3 separate regions of the Homo sapiens genome follow, and all the other regions are linked to region 1. The links are chromatin contacts, found by Hi-C or POLR2A ChIA-PET in ENCODE. All regions are on one chromosome and are shown on one strand. The core of a region is the stretch at or near the end of the contact, and the rest is flanking DNA. Distances in the headings are between cores, read along the strand shown.

The links. A loop is a pair of places that touch in the nucleus more often than their neighbours do. ChIA-PET counts read pairs that join two places held with the same protein, here RNA polymerase II (POLR2A). Pooled maps may share reads with other maps.
Region 2: a map of Caco-2 shows a loop between it and region 1 (9-fold over the local background). The contact joins two enhancer-like sites. A Hi-C loop is called at or near these places in 1 of 168 maps with a recorded cell type or tissue (Caco-2) and 1 of 50 pooled maps. POLR2A ChIA-PET finds 5 or more read pairs at or near these places in 2 of 52 experiments (GM10248 and HEK293T).
Region 3: a map of PC-9 shows a loop between it and region 1 (6-fold over the local background). The contact joins two enhancer-like sites. A Hi-C loop is called at or near these places in 2 of 168 maps with a recorded cell type or tissue (PC-3 and PC-9) and 1 of 50 pooled maps. POLR2A ChIA-PET finds 5 or more read pairs at or near these places in 2 of 52 experiments (CD4-positive, alpha-beta T cell and PC-9).

Annotation. Positions count from the first base shown.
Region 1 is chr13:73,136,784-73,140,156 of GRCh38, forward strand. No RefSeq gene overlaps it. Among named protein-coding and RNA genes, the nearest start is that of KLF5, 79 kb to the left of the region's middle. Within about 2 kb of position 1,993, at least 9 of the 41 ENCODE cell types and tissues checked have a DNase peak (open chromatin) inside an H3K27ac peak, as active enhancers do; they include PC-3 and PC-9, where a contact is called at or near this core.
Region 2 is chr13:73,397,954-73,401,725 of GRCh38, forward strand. No RefSeq gene overlaps it. Among named protein-coding and RNA genes, the nearest start is that of LINC00392, 160 kb to the right of the region's middle. Within about 2 kb of position 1,463, at least 5 of the 41 ENCODE cell types and tissues checked have a DNase peak (open chromatin) inside an H3K27ac peak, as active enhancers do.
Region 3 is chr13:73,428,346-73,431,815 of GRCh38, forward strand. No RefSeq gene overlaps it. Among named protein-coding and RNA genes, the nearest start is that of LINC00392, 130 kb to the right of the region's middle. Within about 2 kb of position 1,531, at least 5 of the 41 ENCODE cell types and tissues checked have a DNase peak (open chromatin) inside an H3K27ac peak, as active enhancers do; they include PC-3 and PC-9, where a contact is called at or near this core.

The sequences.
Region 1 (3,373 bases), core at 743-3,242:
TTGCTGCGATTACAGGAATGAGCCACTGTGCTTGGTCATTTCTCTACATAATTGGAGACTTTTTTAGGGCTGGAAGGTGCTTATGCTCTGTGGACAAGATTATATCTCAAAATATTTTTTCCTCTACAGTCATAGCTGCATGTGTGTGGCTAAATGCACTCTTGAAGACTCTGAGACTCTGTGATCCTATTTGTAGTAGGAGTGGTTTCAGATTCCTAAACTCTGATTTCAAGAGCTGTTTCCTAATTCTTCCATCTACTCCACCTGCTTTCAGCACTTGATTGAATTTTGCATGTTGTTGACTCTTAAGACACTTAAATGTCCTGCACTCTATTGGAGCTAAAGACAATTGTACTCGAGAGGTATTTGCATTCTTTTTATATTCTTGCTTTCTGTTAGGACCACAACCCTCCCAATAATCTAAGGTCGTCTCATCAAACTCTGGCTACCCTTCAAGACTTTGTCTTAATAAAGTCACAATTTCAAAGGTCATTCTAACGATTTAAACTAGATAGGTTCTTCTGTGTTTCCTGGTCGTCTCTCTAAGCCTGGCTGGCTCTTTCTTATTTTTTAGGTCTCAGCTTGAATGTCTTATCCTCACAGAGCTCTTCTCTGATTGTCCTTTGATAAGGATGGGATCTTTTATTATTTCATATCATGGCACTTGTTAAACAATGTTCTTCACACTACATAAAGTAATTTGGGGATTATTTTGTCTACTTGTTAGTTATCTGTTTCTCCCACTAGAATGCAAGCTCCGTGAGAGCAAAGACTAGTCTTTTTAAAAATTAATAGTTTATTTTGAAATAACTTCAGGGTCATAAGAAATTGAAATGATAGGCTGGGCGCGGTGGCTCACGCCTGTAATCCCAGCACTTTGGGAGACTGAGGCAGGTGGATGAAGTGAGGTCAGGAGTTCAAGACCAGCCTAGCCGACATGGTGAAACCCCATCTGTACTAAAAATACAAAAAATTAGCCAGGCATGGTGGCCGGTACCTGTAATCCCAGCTACTCGGGAGGCTGAGGCAGAAGAATTGCTTGAACCCAGGAGGCAGAGGTTGCAGTGACCTGAGATTGTGCCATTGCACTTTGTCGCACATTGCCATGGGCGACAAAAGCAAAACTCTATCTCAAAAAAAAAAAAAAAAAGAAATTAAAATGATAATATAAATACCTCTATGTACCCTTTATCTAGTTTCTCAAAAGAATTACATTTTTATATAACTATTGTACATTATCAAAATTCAGAAACCGACATTGATATAATACCATTGTTTAGACTTATAGGACCTTTCTGATGTTTCACCAGTTTACATACACTTGTGTGTATGTGTGAGTGTGTGTGTGCACATATGTGTGGTTCTACGATCTTGTACCCCTTGTACAGGTTCATGTATCCACCGCAATTGGGACATAGAACTGTTCCATCTCTGCAAAGACACTCCTCTTGCTGCCTCTTCATAAGCACTAGTTTGTCTTGTTCACTTTTGTCCCCTCAGTGCCTTGCTTAGTGCCAGGTACATGATCGGCACCAAATAAATATTTGTTGAACGTACCAGTATGTAGCCAAATATTCCGGAATTTGTTTAATTTGTTTGGATAAAGGAGTATTAATCTGTTATTGAACTTTGGTTACTAAGAGGCTGTTTGAGGAGAAAAATGTCATCAAACCCCATCTCGTTATGACTAATTTGCAAAGAATACAAAAAATCCTCAGCTACCAAATCTCAGAGTTGTTGCAACACTAATGAATCCAAATCTTATAATCCAGCCTTTGCCAATGTGGAAAGGCTAAAAGTCTTGAAAGGAGAGCAAAATAGATACTATATATATGTGTGTGTGTATGTGCGTGTGTGTGTATGTGTGTATGTAAATATATATATATATGTTTTTTTCTCCAAATATTGAATGTGAAATATCATTTCAACATACTCTGGAATCCGAACTAGCAAACGAAGGCAGCCTGACCAAGAATGCTGTGCTCCTGTGCCGCCAGGCCTCCTTCCTCCTGGTTCCGATTACTAATACTGTCCCAAAGTAAACAGAAACTTGACCCTCCATTAACTTGCTGTAGACTGCCTACAATAACATTTCCCCTAATGGTACTAGGGGGAAATCGACGACTCCCGAAAGATATTTGCACATTGCTGGAGTTTCTTGACCTTAAGATATCTTTTTGGAAGCATTTAAAGAACTAAGGAAAGAAACTGCCCTTTAAGTAGACCTTGTGACAGAAGTAGGTGGGAAAATAATGACACTGCATACCAAACCTTACCTTTGCACAGGATAACTCCCTGACAAATGCTATGGCAAACATGCTGTAAGAATACCATCATATTCATTCACCTCTTTTGTGATAAGAAAGGCTATGGATTTGATATCTTGAAAACCTTTGTTTTGCAGGGTTTGCTTTAGCAGCTCGCCTCTTACTCACCATGTATAGAGACTGAATTACTTTGGAATCCGTTTTCATTTAGTGACTTGAGGTAGAGCATTCAGTGTATTTTGTGTTAGAAACCACAGGTGGGACCTGTTTCTGTAAATGATTTATTTCCAGGGATCTGTTCCTTTAATTGATTTCATATTTACTTAAGAAAGTTCTTTCTTTGCTTGCCTTGTCGTCCCCCACTGAGAGCTTTTGTAAAGTGCGTGGCTGTCATAAATAGGCTGCTTCCTTCCCAGCCCAGTCATTTCTCTGAGGTTTACCTGTCTTTCTTTTATTCTTTTTTTTTTTTTTTTTGAGACGGAATCTCGTTCTGTCGTCCAGGCTGGAGTGCAGTGGTGCGATCTCGGCTCATTGCAACCTCTGCCTCTTGGGTTCAAGTAATTCTCCTACCTCAGCCTCTTGAGTAGTTGGAATTACAGGTGTGCACCACCAAGCCTGGCTAATTTTTGTATTTTTAGTGGAAACGGGCTTCACCATGTTGTCCAGGCTGGTCTCAGACTCCTGATCGTGAGTGATACACCTGCCTTGGCCTCCCAAAGTGCTAGGATTTACAGGCGTGAGCCACAGCACCTGGCCTACACGTCTTTAAATGGAATCTGGGCACCATTTCATAAGGATTTTTCTTTATGTTCTATTTTTGGGTAATAACCTGTGGCTTGGGAAGGCTTTAACCCGTACTCAGTCAGCTTTGTAACCCCCCTCCCCATAGTAGTCATAACAATAACAACAATCATCATAATTACTAATATGGACTATTGGTATATTCTTGATCTTTTTTTTCTTTTTCTTTCTTTCTTTCTTTTTTTTTTTTTTTAAATGAGACTGTGTCTCACTATGATGCCCAGGCTGGTCTTGAACTCCTGGGCTCAATCGATCCTCCTGCCTTGGCCTCCCAAAGTGCTGGGATAATAGGCATGAGCCACTGT
Region 2 (3,772 bases), core at 213-2,712, 260 kb after region 1:
TAACTTTGGTTCAGGTCCTGATTCCGAGAAGTGAAATTTGGTGCAGTGAGGGGGAAAAACAACGTGGAAAGAAGAAAACCCTGCAATAGCCATTCAAAACCCCACAATCAGACCTTGTTTATGTGATATGGACTCTGAGCTTTCTCTTAAAAAATGCATGTGATTAAGAAAATACTATGAGAACTTAATAATAGTTCCCTGAAACCTGTGATCCACCTCTTATCTTTCTAACTCTTGGAAATGCAGCTAATAAGAATGTATGTTTTTACATTCATTCTGATTCATAAGAACCAGTAATACACTGATTCTTAGCAACAAAGTAGTTCTTTAATTACTACAAAACTCAATAATTCATTGCCTATTGTTGTGCATGGCACATAACATTCGGTGACTTGTATTGGCATATTCGTTTACATGTGTCACTGCTGTACCTGTAATTTAGTTTAATGCCAGATCAATGTGCCAAGTGTGTGTGTGTGTGCGCGCGTGTGTGTGTATGTGTGTGTAAAACTCTTCCCAACAGTAGTTTCATGGGAATTCTCAGTAGTAACTAAAACAGTGTCCATTTTAAGAAATCACAATCAAAGTGCCTGTTTTTTGCAGGTATTCATAATATTCTTTACCCACACTAGGGCACTGAGTGGCTCATCAACGGTTTTCCTCGTAGGAAATTATTTAATATTATCTTTTAAGAAGCGAAACACTTGGCTGAAGGAGCAATTCGTTGTCCATAATTCATTGTCCATAATTTTGCCAAGAAAGGTGTTGAATTTTGAGTTAGTTAAATCAAAATAAAAGCACAGGGCATGAAATCAGCTTGTGAGACCCAGTCAGATGGTTAATTCAGAGGAAAGACCAGATGCAGATGATCTGATTGAACTTTTCCAGTTTGAATTTTTCTCATTTCTCAGGTTGAGACATATAGTTTCCTGATCCAGGGTATCATTTCTTGGCAGAGAAACTGAGTTTTTCCCACGTGACCTACTTGCCCAAAAGGAAGATGTCCGAAAAACAGTGCATGCCATGTCCTTTCTGTATCAACATCAATCTCCATCAAAATCTTCTTGTCTCTACAGGTGTTCCAGCTAGAAGATTTGGATGAAAAGTGATTCCAAAAAAATGAGGCAATCTCATCCCGAAACTATTTAAAACTACTCTCCTCTCTCTTGATAAACCGTCAGTAGGAAGTGTGTCGTTTATTCCCTCACTCCACACTGGATTCATATGGGCTGATAGCAGCAGGATTAAAAATTTTTTTCATCATGAGTTAAATCCCTAAGATTTAGAGTATTTTGTTTGTCTGAATGTCTAAGCGGTACAAACCTTAGCAATCCATATTAAAATGGAGAATTCCTTCTTTTGGTATTCACAAGCATAACATACATAATCCTTTATCTCTGGCAAAGCTATTCACTTTTTGGCCTTTGGCTGTTCGATGTATACAGTATCTATAGTTATTGCATGCAAGAGTTCTCAACTGACTTGCAAACTCTTTGATCAAACCAGCTAAACTTGATTTTCCAGATTATTCAAGAGACAAGGCACACAACTATCAGCTTTACAAGTCCTGGCAAGCAATCAAGACCCCATGCTCCCCACTCCCTTTATCAGAATCAAAGGTAAACAGGGAGCCAGTTCTCATTTAAATATTTAGCATCAGGATCTTGCCTAGACTTTCAGGGTTGTAGGAGCAGAAGAAAAACAACAGTTGCAGTGAGAAAAAGGTTTCTTTGGCATGGATGCCAAACTAAATAATGACACCCAAAGCAAAAACATGCTTCATTGAAACTTGACTTTAGTCGATTCAGCCTACTTAAAACAAAGCTTTTTTTGTCATTTCAAAAGTGAACATTGTACTTTGCTCTGGCAGCCATTTATACGTTTTTGAATGATTCGCTTATACATAAATCCCTGGCCTCCAGGCCTTTCAGCACCTCAAATCCGAGTGATTTGAAAACACAACTGAAAATTTCTGTATACAGCGCCTGCCCTTTTCTTCCTCTTAACCTTTTATGCCATCCATTCTGAGTGACAATGTTTTGACATACATTGTCATGGCGCATTTCTCCCTGCTCCCGCTTTTATTCCTTTGGAAGTATTTACAAGAGATCAAGGACTGTATTTCCTTTTCCTGAGGAGCATGGTTCTTCATCACCCCCTCATGTATTTCTTTCTCCGTGGATGCCACCATTCTATCGACTTCACTAAGGCAGAATTATTGGAAGACATCATTTGTGACCACCTTTGTAATTTGTGCAATCTGTAGTAGGAAGGCAACCAACGAAAATCAGATTTCATTTTTTTTTTAAACTAAAGTAGCAATGTCAAAGCCTTTATTCAAACACTGATAAGTCTGCTTGGTTAGTGAGCAGCTGATGGGACTAGCAGAGTATAAATGGTACTAGTTTGAGAACGTGTGGTGGTTTGGAAGGAGTTGAGGAAGCAGAGGAACATTTTCTTAGCCCCTCTTTTCTTTGGAGGAGTTCAAAACTAGCACTGCTGGCATACTCTTTGGTGAAAGTGCCCTTCTAGAGGCAGGAGTTCTTGGTACATCCTGAATTAGGTCTCAGCACATTTTCCAGTTGACTTCTTTTTCTTCTTCTTCTTCTAAAATTGGAGGTGGATGACCCTATCATTTTGGCTAAATTTCTAAATGTGCCATTGCCTTCTGCATCTCAGAAGTTTTCACAGATGTTAACAGAATACTTTCCTTACCTCGCTATGGCATCATCTGTTAGCTCTTGTTTGGCACTGCAGTGCAAGTTAATTGGGGGTTGCCTCTTGCATTACAACCATACAGGTGTGACTGACAAGCATGGTGAAGTCAGAAGTGACACTTTCTACTAGGGTAGATCCCCCTAGGGGACTGTAGGAATGGAGTCAAATTCTCTACAAGCTGCTCCAATGCCCCAGTGTAGACATAAATTGATCTCTTAAAGTCAATTCTGGGATAGGGTAAGTCCAGCAACCATTATGGGACTTCCTTGAAAAGTCATTATTGCTAAGACCTACCTTTTAGAATAGATAAATATATTTAAAGATAGAAAATTCTTGTGGCTCTCAGCAGCTGTTGACCCTGTTGCTTACTTTATCTATATATATGTGTGTGTGTGTAAAACTGCACTCTTCTTTTTTTTTAACCCGCCCCTCTGACAACTTCTTCCTAGTCTCCTTTGCTCTTTCCACTTGTTCTAGAAGTGCCAGCCAGATAACATTATTTACTAGTAGAGTTTCAATTGCCGGCTCTATGGTAATGATTCTTTAATCTTGAGGCAACACTGTTCTTTAGGATTTTAGAGTCCTTTATTCAACTAATAGCTAGGTATCTGCACTCAGATGTCCCCCAGATACCTCAAACTCAACCTGTCCAACACTGTCATTGGGTACACAACTGCTTCTGTTCTGTGGCCTGTGACCTGCATCTCCACGAATAGCACCATATTTACCATGTTTGTTTAAGCCATAAACCCAAGAGCCCTTCTGATTATTTCTCTTTACTGACCTCATACATCTAATCAAACGAGGTCCTACTGACTCTGTGTGTCTAAAATTTCTTAGATCTGCCCATTTCACTCCATCCCCTTTGGCACTTGCAGTGCATAGCTCTGTACCACCTCCTGCCTGGGTTACTATTTGGGCTTCTTGTTCTTGACCTTGGAGATAGACCTTTCTGGACTATAAGCCAAACCTGCCCTTCTCTTTAAAGCCATCAATAGCTCCCCCTTTCTCTTCAGATAAAATCTAAGCCTCTTTACATAGCCTGTATAATCTT
Region 3 (3,470 bases), core at 281-2,780, 290 kb after region 1:
CTCATGCTTTCTGACTCTGAATCAAGAAGGGCAATGTTCACATAGAAACCGTATAATTTGTCACGTTAAGAACAGACTGATCTTGTTCTAATGCTCCTGCAGAGCTCCAGATCTCCTTACATAAGGAGAAATTTTCAGAAATTAATAAAATGAAGTTCAGCCTTAAGGAATGTGACTAATACATCTGAGATAAGTGACTCAAACACTAGAAGAGGGAGATACTTGCAGTTTTAGCACTAAACAATTTTAAGTTACTTGAGATTTTTTTAAATCATCAGAACTCATTGTTTTCATATTTGAAACATGAGAAAATGTCTTCACTTTGCAGATTTAAAAGAAATTCATTGGATAGAAATAGACCAAAAATTTAATCCTTAGAAGATAATATTTTAGTAGTATTATCTCATAAAGAGTAAATACTTGATGCAATTATTTGCATATTGACCTCAATGCATGATTTTAAACCCATGATAATTTCCCAAGATAATTTTCTAATGTCCACATTTCCCTGAGTGCTTAGTGCCACTCCCAGACATATCTGTGTGTCATTAGGTCTGCAGGCCTGTGGGGACAAGTGTGTGCACAAGTGCATGCATAGGTAATAGGAGCCCTTCAGGGTTGTCAGATGTGCTGAACATTGGAAACGGGAAATATTCTGTTTGATGACCTTTGCCAAATTGCAAAGTGCAAACTGGCAAAGTGAGTTTCATCACTCAGAATTTCAGTTTTGGAGATGGCAGAGATACATAATTATCTAGTTAAATCCCTCATCAAATCAAGAAATAAAATGAGGTGTCCGGGCTGTGACTCATGCCTGTAATCCCACCAGTTTGGGAGACCAAGGCAGGCTGATCACCTGAGGTCAGGAGTTTGAGACCAGCCTGACCAACATGGTGAAACCCTGTCTCTACTAAAAATACAAAAATTAGCTGGGTGTGGTGGCCTGTGCCTGTAGTTGGGAGCTACTTGAGAGGCTGAGACAGGAGAATTGCTTGAACCTGGGAGGTGGAGGTTGCAGTGAGCCGAGATCACGCTATTGCACTCCGGCCTGGGTGAAATGACAGAGCAAGACTCTGTCTCAAAAAAAAAAAAAAAAAAAAAAGAAGTGAAATTGAAATGAGGGTTTTCTTATGGAATACATCTATCTTTTCATAATTACACACTCAAGACATTTCTATCCCTCCACAGTGTGTTCATTACTCATTGCTCAGTACATGATTTCTAACTAAATATTTGTAAATGACTGAATAGATGAATGAATGAATGAATGGGTGAGTAAATGATAGAATGAGTCTCAGAGAGATCGTGCAAGTATGTGCCAGGAAAAGAAACCCAGGTGTTTCTTATTTTTCTGTTTTCTAGTCCCTGTGAGTTCTCTTTAGGTGAGCTAATAAACTCATTATCTTTTAATCCTTAAACCCTGTTTCTGGACACACCACCTATTCTTAGCTGAGCTAGGCCCCTTTCTTCCCCTATTTTCACCTCTTCCCCAAAGCTTTGCTGGGTAACTGGAAAAAAGGTGATTTCTTCCTCAACCACTCCTTGTCTGAACATGCAGCAATGCATGAGTCACTCTTCATTCCTAAGACACAATAGAGCTTTCCATGGCTTGTATTTGCTATAAATATTTACTGCCCTGATCTCTGATTTACTTAATATCAACACAATTGTCTGGGTAGCCTTAGACCTTTGGTATATATACTGGTCTTACTATTTGTCTGAGATCCCAAACTACATTACGGTTCTAAATTTGGTAAATATGGAATCCATTCCAATTGAAGTTACTGGCAAAATTGAAAACACTATGTCATTTTTTTTCTGGAATAATAGGTATTGTTCTAGAGAATGTCTCTCTGTCTGTCTACTTAAACTCAAATCCATCTAAAAATCTTATGGGATAGTAGATGTTATTCACATTTTTTTTACCAGATGAGGAAGCTGAGACTTCAAGAAATGAAATGACTTTTAGAAAGTACTAAAGCCAGTATTTAAATTGAGATTGGTCTGTCTCTTCAGGCCAGTTTGTGCCCACCACATTACACACTCCCCTCTTCCCATCCCATAATCATGGAGGGCATTTAAAGGCATCAGAACCATTAGGTACAGACTACCGTGTCTAACAGGGCAGAAAATTTCTGCTCCATTACGCCTTCCAGCCTTTAGGTTCTGAGAAGGCATAGTGAACATGAGAAGACAATGATAGAGAAAGCTGTTCTTTGGCTATGTCTATCAGACCAGTTTATGGTGTCACCAAACGAAGAATAAAGGGAAATGACTTCTTCATATTTCTCAGAATCAAGGTTTATTAATTTCCCCTCCACAGCTATGAGGATGCTTTTTTTTTTCTTAATTCAGCCCAGAATATCAGGTTGAGGTGGAAAGTTCAGGGCCGTTGGTCAGTTGTATCTTAAAGGCATCCACCTATTTTTTCGACACCTCCATTCTTTTTCGAGTGGAAGCAAAAGACATGTAACTCCTGCAGGTAAAACTGTGACCAACACCATAAAACTGTGATCAACAAACATTTATTAAACTATACTATGAGGAAAACATGAAATATTAGAATAAAAGGTAGACAGTGATAATTAGTTTAAAGGACATGCAGAGATGGAGGTTTAGAAGAGACAGGAATTACAGTTGGGGAAGAGAACATGAAAGGCTTCCTGGAGAGCATGGTGTTTGCACTGGATCTTGGTAGTTTGGGAAAGGAAAGCAATCTAAGTGGAAGTTAGTATGAATGGAAGGAGTGGGGACCAGGTTACAGAAAGGAAATAGTAAGTGAGCTAGTTTGAATGGAAAACTTTTGAAGAAAAGAAGTGGAGAATAAGGCAAGAGAGGGTTAAGCTCCTTCTGGAAGATAGGGACCACATGTCTGACAAGATTGTTTTATGAGGGCTCGGTATATTCTTGGGGGCAAGCTCAATCTCACAAACCACAAGAGTAGATCAATATGCCAGAAAAATACATGCAGGACTTGGTGGTAATGGTAGTGGTAGTGGTGACAGTGGTGAAGGTGGTGGTGATATCACAGAAGTGATGCAGAGTGTGATGATCTGGTGACAGGGATGATAGAAGGGGAAGAGGATACTCAGCAGGAAAAGCAGGTTATTTGAAAGGAAATGGTAAACTCGCTTTTTTTTTTTTCGAGACAGAGTTTTGCTCTTGTTGCCCATGCTGGAGTGCAATGGCGCAATCTCAGCTCACTGCAACCTCTGCCTCCCAGGTTCGAGTAATTCTCCTGCCTCAGCCTCCCAAGTAGCTGGGATTACAGGCATGTGCCACCATGCCTGGCTAATTTTGTATTTTTAGTAGAGACGGGGTTTCTCCATGTTGGTCAGGCTGGTCTCAAACTCTGACCTCAGGTGATCTGCCCACCTCAGCCTCCCAAAGTGCTGTGATTACAGGTGTGAGCCACTGCACCTGGTCGGAAAACTCACTTTTTAAAAAATAACATTACATCATTGCTGAAA